Linked DNA regions of Homo sapiens: region 1 is linked to region 2. A link is a loop called in an ENCODE intact Hi-C map of the cell type or tissue named here. Cell type or tissue: A673. All regions are shown on one strand. Each heading gives the region's core, and the rest is flanking DNA. Links, peaks and the distances in the headings are about the cores only. Region 1 overlaps AHCYL2 (adenosylhomocysteinase like 2). Region 2 has its middle 6.9 kb from the start of AHCYL2.

The links. Hi-C counts contacts between places; a loop is a spot of excess contacts. Peaks named below come from ENCODE experiments on the same cell type or tissue, not always from the same donor. Only the 100,000 strongest peaks of a DNase experiment are listed, where the experiment ranks them.
Region 1: a loop joins it to region 2, with 6 times the contacts of the local background. A loop is called at or near these places in 49 of 110 quality-filtered maps.

What each region holds. Positions count from the first base shown.
Region 1 is chr7:129,267,411-129,276,381 of GRCh38, reverse strand. All of the region lies in intron 1 of AHCYL2 (adenosylhomocysteinase like 2), which reads right to left. Among named protein-coding and RNA genes, the nearest start is that of AHCYL2, 47 kb to the right of the region's middle. RefSeq lists an enhancer at 4,300-4,594. In A673, for the core only: a CTCF peak has its summit at 4,442 (motif pointing right); a DNase peak (open chromatin) is centred at 4,451; H3K27ac peaks cover 627 bases.
Region 2 is chr7:129,213,658-129,222,628 of GRCh38, reverse strand. No RefSeq gene overlaps it. Among named protein-coding and RNA genes, the nearest start is that of AHCYL2, 6.9 kb to the left of the region's middle. RefSeq lists a silencer at 327-621 and enhancers at 3,869-3,918, 5,303-5,891. In A673, for the core only: CTCF peaks have their summits at 3,906 (motif pointing left) and 8,593; DNase peaks (open chromatin) are centred at 3,868 and 8,548.

The sequences.
Region 1 (8,971 bases), core at 313-8,312, 54 kb before region 2:
CTTCTCAGTCAAATACTAAGACTAATAAATAATGAACTCTGTTTTTTTTCTAATATAAGCATGTAAGGCTGTAAATTTCCCTTTGGCTTTTTTAATGTTCTTAATTAGTTTTTCTTACCCTCATCTTCTTTGTGATGATATAAATTTCCCTCTAAATGCTGCTTTAGTTGTAACCCATAATTCTGATACACAGTATTTATATTATCATTCGGCTTTACTTATAATTTCCATTATTATTTTTTCTTTGATCTATGAGTTACTTAGAAGTATGCTTTTAAATTTCCAAATATATAAAATTATTTTGGTTATCTTTTTGCTCAATTTCAGTCTTAACTGAATTGAGTACGAGAATAGTTTGCATAATATCCATTCATTGGTTTTGTTGAGACTTGATTTATGAATTCAGTGTGTGTTCAATTTTTTTAAAACTCCCTAAAAAGAATGTATATTCTCATCTATTAAGCGTGGGGCTTGGTACATATCCAAAAAATGAAGCCTGTTGGTTGGTTGTTCAAATCTTCTGTTATCTTCTCAAGTTGTTTTTGTCTGTTTGACCATCAATTACTCAAAAAGACATGTTAAATTTTTCCATTTTATAGATTTATAAATTTATTCATATTTGTATCTATATATTTTCTTCCTATATTCTATCTACATATTTTGTATTCTATCTATCTATTTTAAGGCCATGCTATAAGATGCATACTGATTTGGAATTATAGCTTCTTGCTTAATTCTTCCTTTACAATTTTTTTCTGATAATTTTTAACGCAAATAATGATTTTTGCCTTCAAATCAGTTTTGGCTACTATTAACCTGCTATGCCAGCTTTCTTTTGGAATAGATTTTTCCATATCTTTATTTCCAGTCTCTCTCATTCCTTATGTCTTAGGTGTATTTCTTACAAACTGCATAGACTTGGATTATTTTCTATTCAGTTTGGCAATGTTCCAGTTATTTTTTTATTTTTTTATTTTTTGGAGACAAGGTCTTGCTGTGTCACCCAGGCTGGAGTGCAGTGGCACAATCTCAGCTCACTGCAACCTCTGCCTCCCGGGTTCATGAGATTCTCCTGCCTCAGCCTCCTGAGTGGCTGGGATTACAGGCGCCTGCAACCATTACAGGTGCACACCACCATGCCTGGCTAATTTTTGTATTTTTAGTAGAGATTGGGTTTCAATATGTTGGCCAGGCTGGTCTCAAACTCCTGACCTCAGGTGACCCACCCGCCTCAGCCTCCCAAAGTTCTGGAATTAGAGGTGTGAGCCACTGCGCCTGGCCATGTTCCAGTTATCTACGGCTAAATTTAAAAACTATTCTAAATCTTAGTAGTGTTAAACAATAATCATTTTATTATTCTCATGATTCTGTGGGCCACAAATTCTGGCAGGGCACAGCAGAGACCGCTTGTCTCTGATTGACGATGTCTGGGAAACTCAGGTGGGATGCCCTGAAAGGATGAAGATGGCTGAGATGTCTTAACATGTGCCATAAGTCTGAAACCTTGGCTCTTCTCCAGATGGTGTCTGCTAGGGCTGGATTATTCAACATGGTTCCTTCACTCACTCCTAAGGCTGACAGTTGATACTGGCTCTTTGCTGGTAGCTCAATGGGGCTATCAACCAGTGCCTACATGTGTCCTCTCCATCTGGCTGGGGATTCTCACAGCATGGTGACCGGGTTCTATGTGCAAGCAGTCCAAGAGAGAGGATTCCAACGGGCACAGGCAGAAGACACAAGGCTTTTCATGACCTAGCCTCTGAAGTCCCAGAAAGTTACAGTCTATTGGTTAAGCAAGTCACTAAAGCCAGCCCAGATTCAAGGGGACAAGGGAAATAGACTCCACCACTGAATAGCAAGAAGGGAAGAAATTGGTGGCGGCCACTTTGGATACAAGCTACCACAGACCACCCTCTGGCCCCAACAAGGCCCTCCCACATGCAAAATACACTCACCCTCTTCTAAGACCTTCAAAAGTCTCATTTCATTATGGCATCAGCTTGATGTCCAGAATCTCGATATCTAAATCAGGTCCAGATGTGGTTGAGGCTCCTCAGATGCAGTTCCTCAGGTACAGCTACTGCAGTATAGTTCCTCCTGATCTGAATTAAAGAAACAAATTATCTGCTCCCACACACCCAACATACAAACATACAATAGTGAGACTGACTTAAGATAAGCACAATAGACACTCTCATTCAAAATGTGAGGAAAAAGGGAGAAGGAACAGGAGACACATAACAGTTACTGGCCCATAACAATTCTGAAATCTAATCAGACACATATCACCAGTTCCTCTATTACAGCCAAGTCCTACACCTTGAGAATGACTCTCCACAACCCTTGGCTCCACCCTCTAAGTTTCTGAATTAACCTTCTTTTTACATAAGAGATGGGTTAATTTTTGCAATGGAGTGGCCTTATAAGCTTGTTTCCTGCCTATAGATGATTGGAAATCTAAAGGCCTATTTTCACTTTCTACTGTCTCTGTTCCTCTTTTATTATTATGATTTCTTTAAAATCTTGTGGATTTCCTATGAATCTTATTGGGATTCACTCCAGCAGACAAAAGCCACATCCACCTTTTCTATCGCAAGTCTTATGTGAGGCTACTGTGAGAAAACACACTTAAGATCCCTAGAAGCCCTATTGTTTAACATAGTAAGCCTAAGAAGTATTCCCTTAAGACCTCTAGATATCCCTTTATCTAATTGAAAGGTTTTGTGAGGCATTGTCTTAAATCTTTCTGAAGTCGGCCAGGCGCAGTGGCTCATGCCTATAATCCCAGCACTTTGGGAGGCCGAGGTGGGCGGATCACCTGAGGTCGGGAGTTCGAGACGAGCCTGACCATCATGGAGAAACCTCGTCTCTACTAAAAATACAAAATTAGCCAGGCGTGGTGATGCATGCCTGTAATCCCAGATACTAGGGAGGTTGAGGCAGGAGAATTGCTTGAACCAGGGAGGCAGAGGTTGCGGTGAGCCAAGATCATGCCATTGCACTCCAGCCTGGGCAACAAGAGCGAAACTCCGTCTCAAAAAAAAAAAAAAAAAAAAAAAAGTCTTAGCAAAGGGATTTACAGTTGCATCACTGAGATCTTTACTTTGAGGCCATATTTTATTGGTAGCATCTTGAATTTTATCTTTCCTCTGAAGCCATTTATTTAGAAGTCATTGGTCAGGCTAGGCGCAGTGGCTCATGCCTATAATCCCAGCACTTTGGGAGGCTAAGGCGGATGGATCACTTGAGCTCAGGAGTTTGAGACCAGCCTGGCTGATATGGTGAAACCCTGTCTCTACCAAAAATACAAAAAAACAGCTGGGCATCATGGCGGGCACCTGTAATCCCAGCTACTCAGGAGGTTGAGGCAGGAGAATCACTTGATCCCGGGAGGCAGAGGTTGCAGTGAGCACCACTGCACTCCAGCCTAAGTGACAGAAAAACTATCTCAAAATAATAATAATAATAATAAAATAAAAGTCATTGGCCATTTGAAGCAACTAGAGATGAGAAAAAGTTTTATTTTCTATAATAACACAACCATTCCTGGGTTAGAAATATTTCCTCTAAGTTCTGTTTTAAAACTTAGTAGTTCATTTTTTAGTTCATTTATCAATTTGTACCTTATCATACTTAGAAAAAACTAGGTAACATTTTTTCAACATTCTGCCTAGAAATCTCCTTAGATACACTGAAGTCATTAGATACATTTTCTATGGTCTATGTAACCACATGTGGCAGTACCAATAAACCTTGAATCACTATATAACAAAGGTTCACTCTTTTCCCAGCCTCCAATAACACTTTTCTCTCTGTGTTTCAAGCCTTCACTGTCTTCTCAAGGTCCCTCCATCTTTAACCCTCACCAAATTCCAAAGCCAATGCAAATTGTAGGTTTTGGCAGCACCTTATTTCAAGGTACCAAATTTGGTTTCAGTTATCTATCACTACAAACTACCCTAAAGCTTAGTGGCATAAAACTACAACCATTTTATTATACTCACAATTCTGATTCAGACAGAGTATAGCAGGAACAGCTCGTGTCTGCTCTATAACATCTGGGGCCTCAGGTAAGGTGGCTCCATTGATTGAGGATAACTAGACTGGGAGCCATACGCCTAGGGCCTGGGCTTTTCTCCATATGATGCCCACTGGAACTGGAACTCACGTAGCTGAAAAGTGATGCTAGCTGTTGGCTAGGAGCTCAGCTGAGCCTCTCCATCTGGCTTGGACTCCTCACAGCATGGCAGCTAGGTTCCAAGACTAAATGTTCCATAGCACAGCAATCCAAAAGAGAATGTTCAAATAGGCCTAGATGGAAGCTGCAAAACTTTTCATGACCTGGCCTTGAAAGTCCCAGAATGTTATCTCTGCCACATTTCACCAAACAAGTCACTAAGGCCAGCCCAGATTTGGTATGAACAGAGGAATAAACTCCACCACTAGATGGGGGTGGTGCACATGTGGAGGGAAGGAACTAACATCAGCCATCTTGAAAACATGCTACAACAATCTGTCTTTGTTTCAATAAGTGTAATTCATTTATGTTCAGTATGATTACTGATGCATTTGGATTTATCTCTACCATCTTTTATTATGCTTTCTATTTATCCTATCTTTTCTATGACATTTATTACATTTTCCTTATCTGCTTTCTATTAAATGGAGGAAGTATACAAATTATAAATTCAATGAATTATAACAGAGTGAAACAGCCATGTAACTATCACCCAGGACAAAAATCCAATGTTACCCGCACCCGGGTTTTTAGCTTTATATAAATAAAATAACATAGTATATATTATTTTACATCTGGCTTCCTTCCTTCAACATTATTGTTATTCAGCCATGATCTTATGCATAGCAGCAATTTATTCATTTCCATTGCTTAATAGTATTCTGTTCTATGAATATACCATAATGTATCCATTCTACCATTGATATTGTCCACCAAATTTTAAGTTTCAGTGACTATATTTTTTGAAGGTCTATTTTAAAACTCTTTTTTTTTTTTTTTTTTTTGGAGACAGTCTCGTTCTGTTGCCCAGGCTGGATTGCAGTGGCACCATCTCGGCTCACTGCAAGCTCCACCTCTCGGGTTCACGCCATTCTTCTGCCTTAGCCTCCCGAATAGCTGGGACTACAGGCGCCTGCCACCACGCCCAGCTAATTTTTTGTATTTTTAGTAGAAACGGGATTTCACCGTGTTAGCCAGGATGGTCTCATCTCCTGACCTCGTGATCCGCCCGCCTCGGCCTCCCAAAGTGCTGGGATTACAGGCATGAGCCACCACGCCCGGCCCAAACTTTTTTTTTTTAGAGCACCTTTAGCTGTGAGATTTGGTGTGGCCTAGATTGAGGATATCCCTATAGAGAAGTTTTGCACTTGCTTCAGCCTGATGCCGTAGGACTGTTGCAGATTCAAGACTACTTTATATGTTAATTTCTTGGCTTTGGGTTTCCTGGACTGCAGAAAAAGAGGAACATTCTAAACTGAACCTATGTGAAGACAACCCCAGGTAACAAATTCTCAGAGAAACCTTTCTCACCTAAAGCCCACACGGAGTGGACAAACTTCCTTGACATTTCTCTATGCCATGGGGCAAATGTTTTTTCTAGATCATCTTTTCAATAATGTGGAAACCCTTTGAGGAACTTAGCTTTCTGCAAGGGAGTAAAAAAGTCTCTTATTCCCATGTGGTTGTTAAAACTAAGTCTCTTAGTCATCCAGAGCAGCCGTAACTTTAGCTTATGTACTTAACACTGATTTTCAATGCCCTCATCATTTTTTTGCCCCTAAGGATTTTCCTTACTTTTTCACAAGCTCAGCTATAGATTTAAAATAATGTCTATTATATATTTATCTGGCATATGACTAGGAATCTTGAGTGTTCTTTCCCCCTTTGTCAAATGTAAAACATATAACAAGGAGGGGGAAGTCACAGGAAGAGAAACTCAAAGAAAAAAGTGAAAAATGTTCTGCCTTTTATCATGGACAGGACCCATAGGTCCAAGGTTATTTGCACTAAGAAGATTCTAACTAAAGGGAATGTATACTATTTTTATCATTGGAACTGAGTATCTCTGTACTCTGGTGACTAATAGAAGAGGACGCCAATCAAGCAGGTACGTATGTCAAGGCAGTTCTAAACACAACTGACGTTACATTAGGAAGGTAGAATCCCTCAACCAGTGTGACCCAGATAATACAATGAGGAAGGATCTAAAGGAACTGAGAAAGGAAATATTAAGATATACCTAATAGTCTCCTAATGGGCTTCATTTTCTTTTCAGTAAACTTTTGACCTTGCTTCTACCAAACACTGTAAAATTAAATAATACGCAGGAATAAGGAAGGCCCAAGTCAAAAACTTTCCATCACTGTAAGTATAAACACTTTAGCTAGAAAGTGAGTAGTAGATAGGAGCAAAAATGGTAATATGAAATTATAAATGAAAGTCAGACACTGGAACAATATCAATAAAGAATATATTTTAATGTCCATAAAAAATCCATTACAAATAATTTATTTGACATATATTATGCATTTAGTGATAAGGATATAAGCATGAATTAAGTATCAAGCAAATTTATCAATCTATAGACACTGTAAAATTTAAGGTGAACTCTAAAAATTACGGAATACAAAAAGAACTCATTTAGGGCCGGATATGGTGGCTACACTTTGAGAGGCTTAGGCAGGAGGGCTGCTTGAGCCGAGGAGTTCAAGACAAGCCTAGGCAACATAGTGAGACCCCCATCTCTATTAAAAAACAAAACAAAACAAAACAAAACAAAACCGGCACAGTGGCTCCCGCCTATAATCCCAACACTTTGAGAGGTTGAGGTGGGTGAATCACGAGCTCAGGAGTTCAAGACCAGCCTGGTTAGCATGGTGAAACCCCATCTCTACTCAAAATAAAAAAAAAATTAGCCAGGCATGGTAATGCGTGCCTGTAATCCCAGCTACCCAGGAGGGTGAGGCAGGAGAATCACCTGAACCCAGGAGGCGGAGGTTGCAGTGAGCTGAAATTGTGCCACTGCACTCCAACCTGGCCAATAGAGCAAGACTCTGTCTCAAAAAAAAAAAAAATTAGGCATGGTGGTGCACACCATGGTGGTCCCAGTAGGACTCAGTAGGCTGATGTGGGAGGATGGCTTGAGCCTGGGAGGTTGAGGCTGCACTGGGCCATCATCGTGCCACACCACACTTCAGACTGGGCAACAGAGTAAGTGAAAAAAAAAAAAAAACAGGAATCATTTAGGAAAAAAAGAAAAGAAAAAAAAGAAACTTTGAAAGCCAAAAGGTCTACACATATGGTTATGATCCCATTTATATGAAATGTCCAGAATAGGCAAATTATATGAAACGTCCAGAGACAGAAAATAGATTCGTGGTTGCCTAGGGAATGATTACTACAAGGTTTCTTTCTGGGATGATGAAAATGTTCCAAAATTAAATTACAGTAATGGTTATACACTCTGTAAATATGAAAAAAAATCACTCACTGAATTGTATGCTTTAAATGAGTGAACTTCGCAGTATGAAATTATATCTCAATAAAGTTACTTTTAAAAAGTAAAGAGGTCTACTTATTTTCAAAAAGCTAAAACATTCTACCAAAAGAGAAATTCAGCCCACCAGGCAGCCTTCAAATCTTACTTTTGGTTTGTTTAAACAAAGGAAAGATTCAACCACAGCATTAATGTCGTTCCCAAGAAAGCACAAGCGGCCAGGTGCAGTGGCTCACGCCTATAATCCCAACACTTTGGGAGGCCGAAGCGGGTGGATCCTAAGGTCAGGATCTGGCCTTAGACTGGCCTGGCCTACATAGTGAAACCTCATCTCTACTATAAAAATACAAAAATTAGCCGGGTATGGTGGCCCGTGCCTGTAGTCCCAGCTACTCAGGAGGCTGAGGCAGGAGAATCACTTGAATCCGGGAGATGGAGGTTGTGGTGAGCTGAGATCATGCCACTGCACTCCAGCCTGGGCAACAGAGTAAGACTCCGTCTCAAAAAACAAAAACAAAAACAAAAAAAGAAAGCACAAGCAAACTCCCTAATGCTGCCTTCAAAGTTACAGCATTTTCATACCTTGATCTTTCCAAAACCTGGTTATGTCACAAAGCCCTTTCAAAGCTGAGCTTCTTTAAGGTATAGCTGGTAAAAACAAGATCCTCAAGATAACATAGAGGCTTAAAAATCAGTCATGACTGTTAAAATTCTGACTTGGAAATTATTAGTTTAAATTTACTAAATTACTAATTACTAGTTTAAACTACTACGTTTACTCCTAGTAGAACTAGGAGTAAAAAGGGAGTGAACTAAAATAGCAAGTTTGTCCAAAAAGTCGTCAAAAGAAATTCCTCACTTTCCTCTCTCTCTATTTCCCCTCATCCTCTTTTTTCTTAAAACAGATCATATGCCACATTTTCAGAGCTTTCTACTCCCATGTTATAGGTACTTTTAAATAAATAGGAGTATGACCATTTACCCAATCATATAAGACTAGAAACTCATCTCTCTGTTATCACACAGAGCATCCACTCCCACACACATACAGAAGTCAGTCACCAAATTCTATCAATTCCATCATCTTACCATCTCTCCCACAAGATTCCCTCTTTTCTACTTCCTATCTTAGGGTCAGGTCCTTATCCTCTCTTACTTAGATAATTACAATAGCCTGATTATTCTCTCTTCACTTTCAATACTAGCCTCACCTCCACCTTCAATATACTATTGATGCTAACATTCAAATCTAATAAGGCTTGGGGAGGGGCGCAGTGGCTCATGCTTCTAATCCCAGCACCTTTGGAGGCCAAGGTGGGCAGATGACTTGAGGTCAGGAGTTCGAGACCAGCTTGGACAACATGGAGAAACCCTGTCTCTACTAAAAATACAAAAATTAGCCAGGCATGGTGGCAGGCACCTACAATCCCAGCTACTAGGGAGGCTGAGGCAGGAGA
Region 2 (8,971 bases), core at 708-8,707:
AGGAGGCTGAGGCAGGAGAATCCTTTGAACGCAGGAGGTGGAGGTTGCAGTGAGCCGAGATTGCACCACTACACTCCAGCCTGGGCAACAGAGCAAGACTCTGTCTCAAAAAAAAAGAAGGAGAAGGGAGAGAAATCACCTGCCTCGATCTTCTTTCCTGTCCTACTATTTTGGAAATCTGTTCACTCTGTGTGGTTGTCCTGCCTTGAATGGAGGCTCTCATTTCCTGATCTCCAAATTTGTGCCTCACAGTACATGTCGGAAGGCATCTGAGCACTGCCATTTCCACAGAGCTCACAAGACACAAGAGATTCTTAAGTTTTTTCTTCACATTCCGGCTTTCAGAATTTCCTTCCTGTTAAAAAGAAACCAGCCCAGAGCTTCATCCTCCAGCTGTCGGAGCAGAGATTAGCAGCTCTGTAACTGATTTCATTCTTCCCCCTAATGCTCAAGGGAGCTACGGTACAGCCACCTGGCATGTGTTGGAGCTCATAGGCAGCAGCTGCCTACCTGCCACTAGAATTGATTACTGAGAGGATGAATTAATTCTTCAGTGTGATGTGGTTATAAAATATAAGGAGTTAGAGCACTGGAATGAAACTGATACCCTGTTTTATTCCAGTCACCACCACTGATTGGGGCCAACCATCAGGACACATTCTTCAACCTGTTGTCAACTCCATCCCTACATACCTGCTGCTTCTGCCATCCTTGTAGCTGAGGGACACCAGGTACAGTTGAAGATCAAATTACATACTAGAAACAGGGTAATTAAGCACCAGTTTATGAACTATTTAATGAAATATTTGGACTACAGGTCTTCTTCCTTCACCCGGCTCATTCAGCTTCCAGAACGCTGGCAAGCAGGAATGTAACGTCCATGCAGGACATTGGTATAAAAAAGAATTTCTTTTTTTCTTTTTCTTTTTTTTTTTTTGAGATGGAGTCTCGTGCCATCGCCCAGACTAGAGTGCAGTGGCATGATCTCGGCTCACTGCAACCTCTGCCTCCTGGGTTCAAGCAATTCTCCTGCCTCAGCCTCCCGAGTAGCTGGGACTACAGGCACGTGTCACCACACCCGGATAATTTTTTGTATTTTTAGTAGAGACGGGGTTTCACCATGTTAGCCAGGATGGTCTCAATCTCCTGACCTCGTGATCTGCCCGCCTTGGCCTCCCAAACTGCTGGGATTACAAGCCTGAGCCACCGCGCCCGGCCAATAAAGAAGAATTTCTTGGCCAGGCACGGTGGCTCACACCTGAAATCCCAGCACTTGGGAGGCCAAGGCGGGCAAATCACGAGGTCAGGAGTTTGAGACCAGCCTGACTAACATGGTGAAATCCCGTCTCTACTAAAATACACAAATTAGCTGGGTGTGGTGGCACACGCCTGTAGTCCCAGCAACTCGGGAGGCTGAGGCAGGAGAATTGCTTGAACTTGGGAGGCAGAGACTGCAGTGAGCTGAGATTGCGCCACGGCACTCCAGCCTGGGCAACAGAGCAAGACTGTGTCTCAAAAAAAAAAAAAAAAAAAAAGAAGAATTTCTCTGAGGTATCTGACCAATCCAAGAGAGAAAACAAAGATACTAACATTGAGAGTTTCCAAAGGAAATAAGCCAGCCAGATCACCCGCCCTGAAGACCATACTCATGTTCACAGAGCTTCCGTGAACAATTTAGTGTCACATTCTTAAGTATGAACAGACAACCAAAGTCACCAGACATATGAAGAAAACTTTGGTTTTTTGTTTCGAGACAGAGTCTCACTCTTGCTGCCCAGGCCAGAGTGCAGTGGCATAATCATAGCTAACTGCAACCTCTGCCTCCTGGGCTCAAGCAATCCTCCCACCTCAGCCTCCCAAGTAACTGGAACTACAGGTTTGCACCACTACACCTGGCTAATTAAAAAAAAATGTTTTTGGTAGAGTAGGGCTCTTGCTATGTTGCCCAGGCTGGTCTCGAACTTCTAGTTGTTTTTTTTTTTTTGGAGACGGAGTCTCGCTCTTGTTGCCTAGGCTGGCGTGCAGTGGCGCAATCTCGGCTCACTGCAACCTCCGCCTCCCAGGTTCAAGCAATTCTCCTGCCTCAGCCTCCCGAGTAGCTGGGACTAAAGGCACCCACCACCATGCCGAGCTAATTTTTCATATTTTAGTAGAGACGGGGTTTTACCATGTTACCCAGGCTGGTCTCAAACTTCTGAGCTCAGGCCATCTGCCTGCCTTGGCCTCCCAAAGTGCTAGAGTTACAGGCATGAGCCACCGTGCCCAGCCTGTTTTTTTGTGGTTTTTTGTTTTTTGTTTTTTTTTAGATGGAGTCTCACACAGTTGCCCAGGCTGGAGTGCAATGGCAGGATCTCGGCTCACTGCAACCTCCGCCTCCCAGGCTCAAGCGATTCTCCTCCCTCAGCCTCCCGAGTAGCTGGGATTACAGGCACGCATTACCACATCCAGCTGATTTTTTTTTTATTTTGAGTAGAGATGGGGTTTCACCATGCTAACCAGGCTGGTCTTGAACTCCTGAGCTCGTGATTCACCCACCTCAACCTCTCAAAGTGCTGTGATTACAGGTGCTAGCCACTGTGCCCAGGCTTGCTTTCCTTTTGAGCAGCGGGGAGAGTGGGGTGGGGTATTGGTCAAAGGGTACTTTAGCTAAATCTGTTATACTTTTCTTTAAAAAAAAAAAAAGATCTGAAGCAAATATGATAAAATGATAAAAAGTTGATAATTCTGAGTGGTGGGAATATGAGTGTTTATTAGGTTGTTCTTTGTACTTTTCTATATCGTTTCAATTTCTTAAAAACAAAAGTAGGCTGGGCATAGTGGCTCATGCCTATAATCCCCACACTTTGGGAGCCCAAGGCAAAAGATCACTTTGATGCCAGGAGTTCAAGACCAGCATAGGCAACATGACCAGACCCTGTCTCTAAAAAAAATTTGTTTTTAATAACATTTGTCTGGCATGATGGTACATGCCTGTAGTTGTAGCTACTTGGGAGGCTGAGGCCGGAGGATCCTTTGAGCCCAGGAGTTTGAGGCTGTAGTGGGCTATGATTGCACCACTGCCCTCCAACCTGGGCAACAGAGCAAGATTCTGTCTCTAAAAATAAAAATAAAAAAGCAGGCAGAGGCTGAACACGGTGGCTGATGCCTGCAATTTCAGCACCTTGGGAGGCCAAGGCAGGAAGATCACCTGGGCCGAGACCAAGTTGGAGACCAGCCTGGACAACATAGTGAGACCCCATCTCTACAAAAAATAAAATTAGGCTGGCATGGTGATGTGCACCTGTAGTCCCAGCAGCTTGGGAGGCTGAGGCAGGAACATCGCCTGACCCAGGAAATTGAGGCTGCAGTGAGCCGAGATTGCATCACTGCACTCCAGCCTGGGCAACAGAGTGAGACCCTGTCTCAAAAAAAAAAAAAAAAAAAAAAAAGAAGACAGAGGAACAACACTCCAGCATGGGCAACAGAGTGACACCCTGTCTCAAAAAAAAAAAAAAAAAAAAAAAGCACAGAGGAACAAAGATGGGCAGTGGACAGACTGCTTTAAGGAAGCTGGAACAAACAGAGGCAAGGCCAGCTGAATTTGAAAGAATGGTAAGAGGCCCAATGAGGCAGCTGAGGGCAGAGCCTGTGATGAGGGGCACGCATGGGGAGCTGTGTTTTCAGGGCAACAGCATAGCAGGGAGTCCCCCAAACTGGGAGTCCCACAAACCAGGCTCCCCTTGGATCCTGAGGGGTTTCTTTGGGGATCTCACTCAGGAGCTTTTGGTAGAAGGGTGGTTACTGTTGTTCAGTCCTGAGATTGATGCTCCCGTAGGGATACTACTGGAAGATTTCTTGGTTGTGGGAGTGTCCATGGTGCTGGACATCTGCATTCACAAAGGTGGGCTCACATTGCCCCCTAGTGGCCACAGAGTCTCTGCACAAATGTCACATTTCTCAGCTGTTTTTTTGGAGACAGGGTGGTGCTTGCTGTAGCCCAGCGCCCAGGCTGGAGTGCAGTGGTGCATTCTCGGCCAGCCTTGACCCTCGCGGGCTCAAGCAGTCCTCCTACCTCAGCCTCCCGAGTAGCTGGGACTATAGGCATGCACCGCCACGTCTGGCTAATTTATTTTTTGTAGAGACACAGTTTCGCCATGTTGGCCAGCCTGGTCTCAAACTCCTGGACTCAAGTGATTCTCTCGCCTCAGCCTCCCAAAATGCTGGGATTACAGACGTGAACCACAGTGCCTGGCCTATTTCTCAGCTTTTAAGGCCCAGATTGAACTCCCCTTTCACCCCATCTCCCATCCTTTACATAAGTAATCCCACTAAAGAAAGGATAGAAGGAGGGAGGAAAACTAGTAGTCAACTGTCTTTGGAGATGAAAAGAAGAACATTGTAACACTCCCCTTTGTTTCAGAAAAGATCCTTAAACAGCACTGATAACTTTCATTATTTTAAATACTGTTGTTGATAAAGGCTAAAAAATAGCTGTAACAATGCTAAGGGAAGCAGTAACGGCCGGGAAGAACAAGAAGAGCAGGTGTAAGAGGATGTGGGATGGCCAGAGGGAACATAAACCAGGAAACCTGGATAGAGAGAAAAATCAAAGGCGGGATTAAGCGTGGAAAGAGCCTGGACACTAGTCAGGAAGAGCCTGGACCTAGTGTCTGTCACTCACTAGCTGCGGGGTAGCAAGCAAGTCATTTTGCTTCACTGAGCTTATATTTTCCAATTAAAATGGCAACAACTGGCTGGGCTCAGTGGCTCACGCCTGTAATCCCAGCACTTTGGGAAGCCAAGGCAGGTGGATCACCTGAGGTCGGGAGTTTGAGACCAGCCTGACCAACATGGAGAAACCCTATCTCTACTAAAAATACAAAATTAGCCAGGTGTGGTGGTACATGCCTGTAATCCCAGCTACTTGGGAGGCTAAGGCAGGAGAATCACTTGAACCCTGGAGGTGGAGGTTGTGGTGAGCTGAGATCACACCATTGCACTCCAGCCTGGGCAGCAAGAGTGAAACTCTGTCTCAAAATACTTAAAATAAAATAAAATAAAATGGCAAAAACTGCAATGACTTTTGCATCAACCTAACACATAAAATGAGCTCCTCTGATTGGTTTATTATTCTCTGAATTAAACAAGAGACAGTGGAGCACCATGGCTAAGTGCCCACTGGAGCCAACAAAATGCCAGCATTTCCACTTACTGTGTGGTCTTGGGCAAGCTACTGAAACTCTCTGTGCCTCAGTATCTTGAGGGGTGTTAACAGAGCCTCACAGGTCTGAATCTGTGAAATTTGATGAATTAATGTACACAAAGTGCTTAGAGAAGTACCCGGCAAGCATACACTAAGAGTTGGCATTTTTTTTTTTTTTTTTTGGATTTATTGATCATTCTTGGGTGTTTCTCGGAGCGGGGGATGTGGCAGGGTCATAGGATAATAGTGGAGAGAAGGTCAGCAGATAAACACGTGAACAAAGGTCTCTGGTTTTCCTAGGCAGAGGTCCCTGCGGCCTTCTGCAGTGTTTGTGTCCCTGGGTACTTGAGATTAGGGAGTGGTGATGACTCTTAACGAGCATGCTGTCTTCAAGCATCTGTTTAACAAAGCACATCTTGCACTGCCCTTAATCCATTTAACCCTGAGTTGACACAGCGCATGTTTCAGAGAGCACGGGGTTGGGGGTAAGGTTATAGATTAACAGCATCCCAAGGCAGAAGAATTTTTCTTAGTACAGAACAAAATGGAGTCTCCTATGTTTACTTCTTTCTACACAGACACAGTAACAATCTGATCTCTCTTTCTTTTCCCCACATTTCCCCCTTTTCTTTTCGACAAAACCACTATCGTCATCATGGCCCGTTCTCAATGGTCGCTGTCTCTTTGGAGCTGTTGGGTACACCTCCCAGACAGGGCAGCCGGGCAGAGGCGCTCTTCACCTCCCAGACGGGGCAGCCGGGCAGAGGCGCTCCTCACCTCCCAGACGAAGGGGGGCCAGGCAAAGGCGCTCCTCACTTCCCAGACGGGGTGGCGGCTGGGCAGAGGCGCTCCTCACATCCCAGACGGTGGGTGGCTGGGCAGAGGCGCTCCTCACATCCCAGATGATGGGCGGCTGGGCAGAGGGGCTCCTCACTTCTCAGACGGGGCAGCTGGGCAGAGGCGCTCCTCAGTTCCCAGATGGGGTGGTGGCCGGGCAGAGGCACTCCTCACATCCCAGATGATGGGCGGCCGGGCAGAGGTGCCCCTCACATCCCAGACGATGGGCGGCCAGGCAGAGACGCTCCTCACTTCCTAAACGGGGTGACGGCCGGGCAGAGGTGGTCCCCACTTCCCAGACAGGGTGGCGGCCAGGCAGAGGTGCTCCTCACTTCCCAGACGGGGCGGCCGGGCATAGGCACTCCTCATATCCCAGACGGGGCGGCCGGGCAGAGGGGCTCCTCACATCCCAGACGATGGGCGGCCAGGCAGAGACGCTCCTCACTTCCTAGATGGGGTGGTGGCCGGGCAGAGGCTGTAATCTTAGCACTTTCGGAGGCCAAGGCAGGCGGCTGGGAGGTGGAGGTTGTAGCAAGCTGAGATCATGCCACTGCACTCCAGCCTGGGCAACATTGAGCATTGAGTGAGCGAGACTCTGCAATCTCAGCACCTCGGGAGGCCGAGGTGGGCAGATCACTCTAGGTCAAGAGCTGGAGACCAGCCCAGTCAACACGGCGAAACCCCGTCTCCACCAAAAATACAAAAACCAGTCAGGCGTGGCGGCACGCGCCTGCAATCCCAGGCACTTGGCAGGCTGAGGCAGGAGAATCATGGGAGCCTGAGGTAGGGAGGTTGCAGCGAGCTGAGATCACGGCAGTACAGTCCAGCCTCGGCAACAGAGGGCGACCGAAGAAAGAGAGAGGGAGAGGGGCAGGGGGAGGGGGAGGGGGAGGCTTTTTTTTTTTTCTGAGACAGAGTCTTGCTGTGTTGCCCAGGCTAGAGTACAGTGATGCAGTCACAGCTCACTGCAGCCTCCAGCTCCTGGGCTCAAGCAATCCACCTCAGACTCCCAAGACCTGGGACCACAGGCACACAACCACGCCCCGCTAATTTTTTAATCTTTTGTAGAGATGGGGGTCTCATTTTGTTGCCCAGGCTGGTCTCAAACTCTGGGCTCAAGCAGCCCTCCTGCCTCGGCCTCCCAAGGTGCTGGAATTTCAGGCATGAGCCACTGTGCCCAGCCAAGAGTTAGCTATTATTAATACACATGTAAAGTGCCTAGGAATACAATCCGTGGGTTAGTATTCCCTTTCCCCTTCTCCTGGAATCTGGCCATGGTCAAAATGCGGTGTCCTCATCACATGAGCAGCATTCAAAGACTACTCCTGGCTGGGCGCAGTGGCTCACGCCTGTAATCCCAGCACTTTGGGAGGCCGTGGCGGGCAGATCACGAGGTCAGGAGATTGAGACCATCCTGGCTAACATGGTGAAACCCCGTCTCTACTAAAAATACAAAAAATTAGCCGGGCGTGGTGGCGGGCACCTGTAGTCCCAGCTACTTGGGAGGCTGATGCAGGAGAATGGCATGAACCAGGGAGGCAGAGCTTGCAGTGAGCCGAGATTGTGCCACTGCACTCCAGCCTGGGCGACAGGGAGACTCTGTCTCAAAAAAAAAAAAAAAATTAGGCCGGGCGCAGTGGCCCACATCTGTAATCCCAGCACTTCAGGAGGCCAAGGCGGGCGGATCACCTGAGGTCAGGAGTTTGGGACCAGCCTGGCCAACATGGAGAAACCTTGTCTCTACTAAAAATACAGAAACTAGTGGGGTGTGGTAGTGCGCGCCTGAAATCCCAGCTACTTGGGGGGCTGAGGCAGAAGAATCGCTTGAACCAGGGAGGCAGAGGTTACAGTGAACTGAGATGGCACCACTGCACTCCAGCCTGGGCGATGGAGCAAGGCTCATTCTCAAAATAAATAAATAAATAAATAAATAAATAAATAAATAAACAAACAAAAATTAGCTGGGCATGGTGGCACACGTCTGTAATCCCAGCTACTCGGGAGGCTGAGGCAGGAGAAATTCTTGAACCCAGGAGGCGGAGGTTGCAGTGAGCTGAGATTGTGCCACTGCACTCCAGCCTGGGCAATAGAGTGAAACTCTATTTCAACAACAAAAAAGAGTACTCCCCAAACAAGCCTGGTCTGTACTCCACAATACCCGCCAGGTCTGTGGGCACCAGCCCCTTTGCTACACAGACCTCCTTCTCTCATAATCCTGAGCCCTTGCACCCCAGTTCCCAGTCTTCTACTGATTATCTCATTGGAGGAAGTGGGGCTAACAGGCTTCCCTGACTGGCCAGGGGAGGAAGCTGTGGATCAGAATGCGTCTAGCCCAATGGACGTCCCTGGTAGAAGAAAGAGGCCCCCAGAGATGAGGTCCAGGAATGCCTCGAGGAGTCCTGCCCATCTCCACTCCCATCAGGCAGACACCATCACCCCAGGGGAAGCTGCATGCCTGTGCTCAATTATCTTGTGATCACTGCTCCGCGAGGCAGCCGTGGTCACAGAAGAGCTTTTGTTCATATAGAGCCGACTGGCTCAGGTGGACAGCCAGCACATGAGGGCGCCATCAGCCTGACATCTGACTGTCAGCCGTGGCCACATTAGCACAAAGCTCTTGGCCTTTCAGAGCACCCTCGGGAAGATGGGGAAGACCAAAAAGATTGGGACCAAGACAAGGTAAGGAGGCCAGGATCGGAGCCCATAGAAGAAAGAACGCACTAGCTGGGCGCGGTGGCTCACGCCTGTAATCCCAGCCCTTTGGAGCCCGAGGCGGGTGGATCACTTGAGGTCAGGAGTTCGAGACCAGCCTGGCCAACATGGTGAAACCCCCTCTTTACTAAAAATACAAAAATTAGCTGGGTGTGGTGGCAGGCACCTGTAATCCCAGCTACTCAGGAGGCTGAGGCAGAATTGCTTGAACCCAGGAGACGGAGGTTGCAGTGAGCCAAT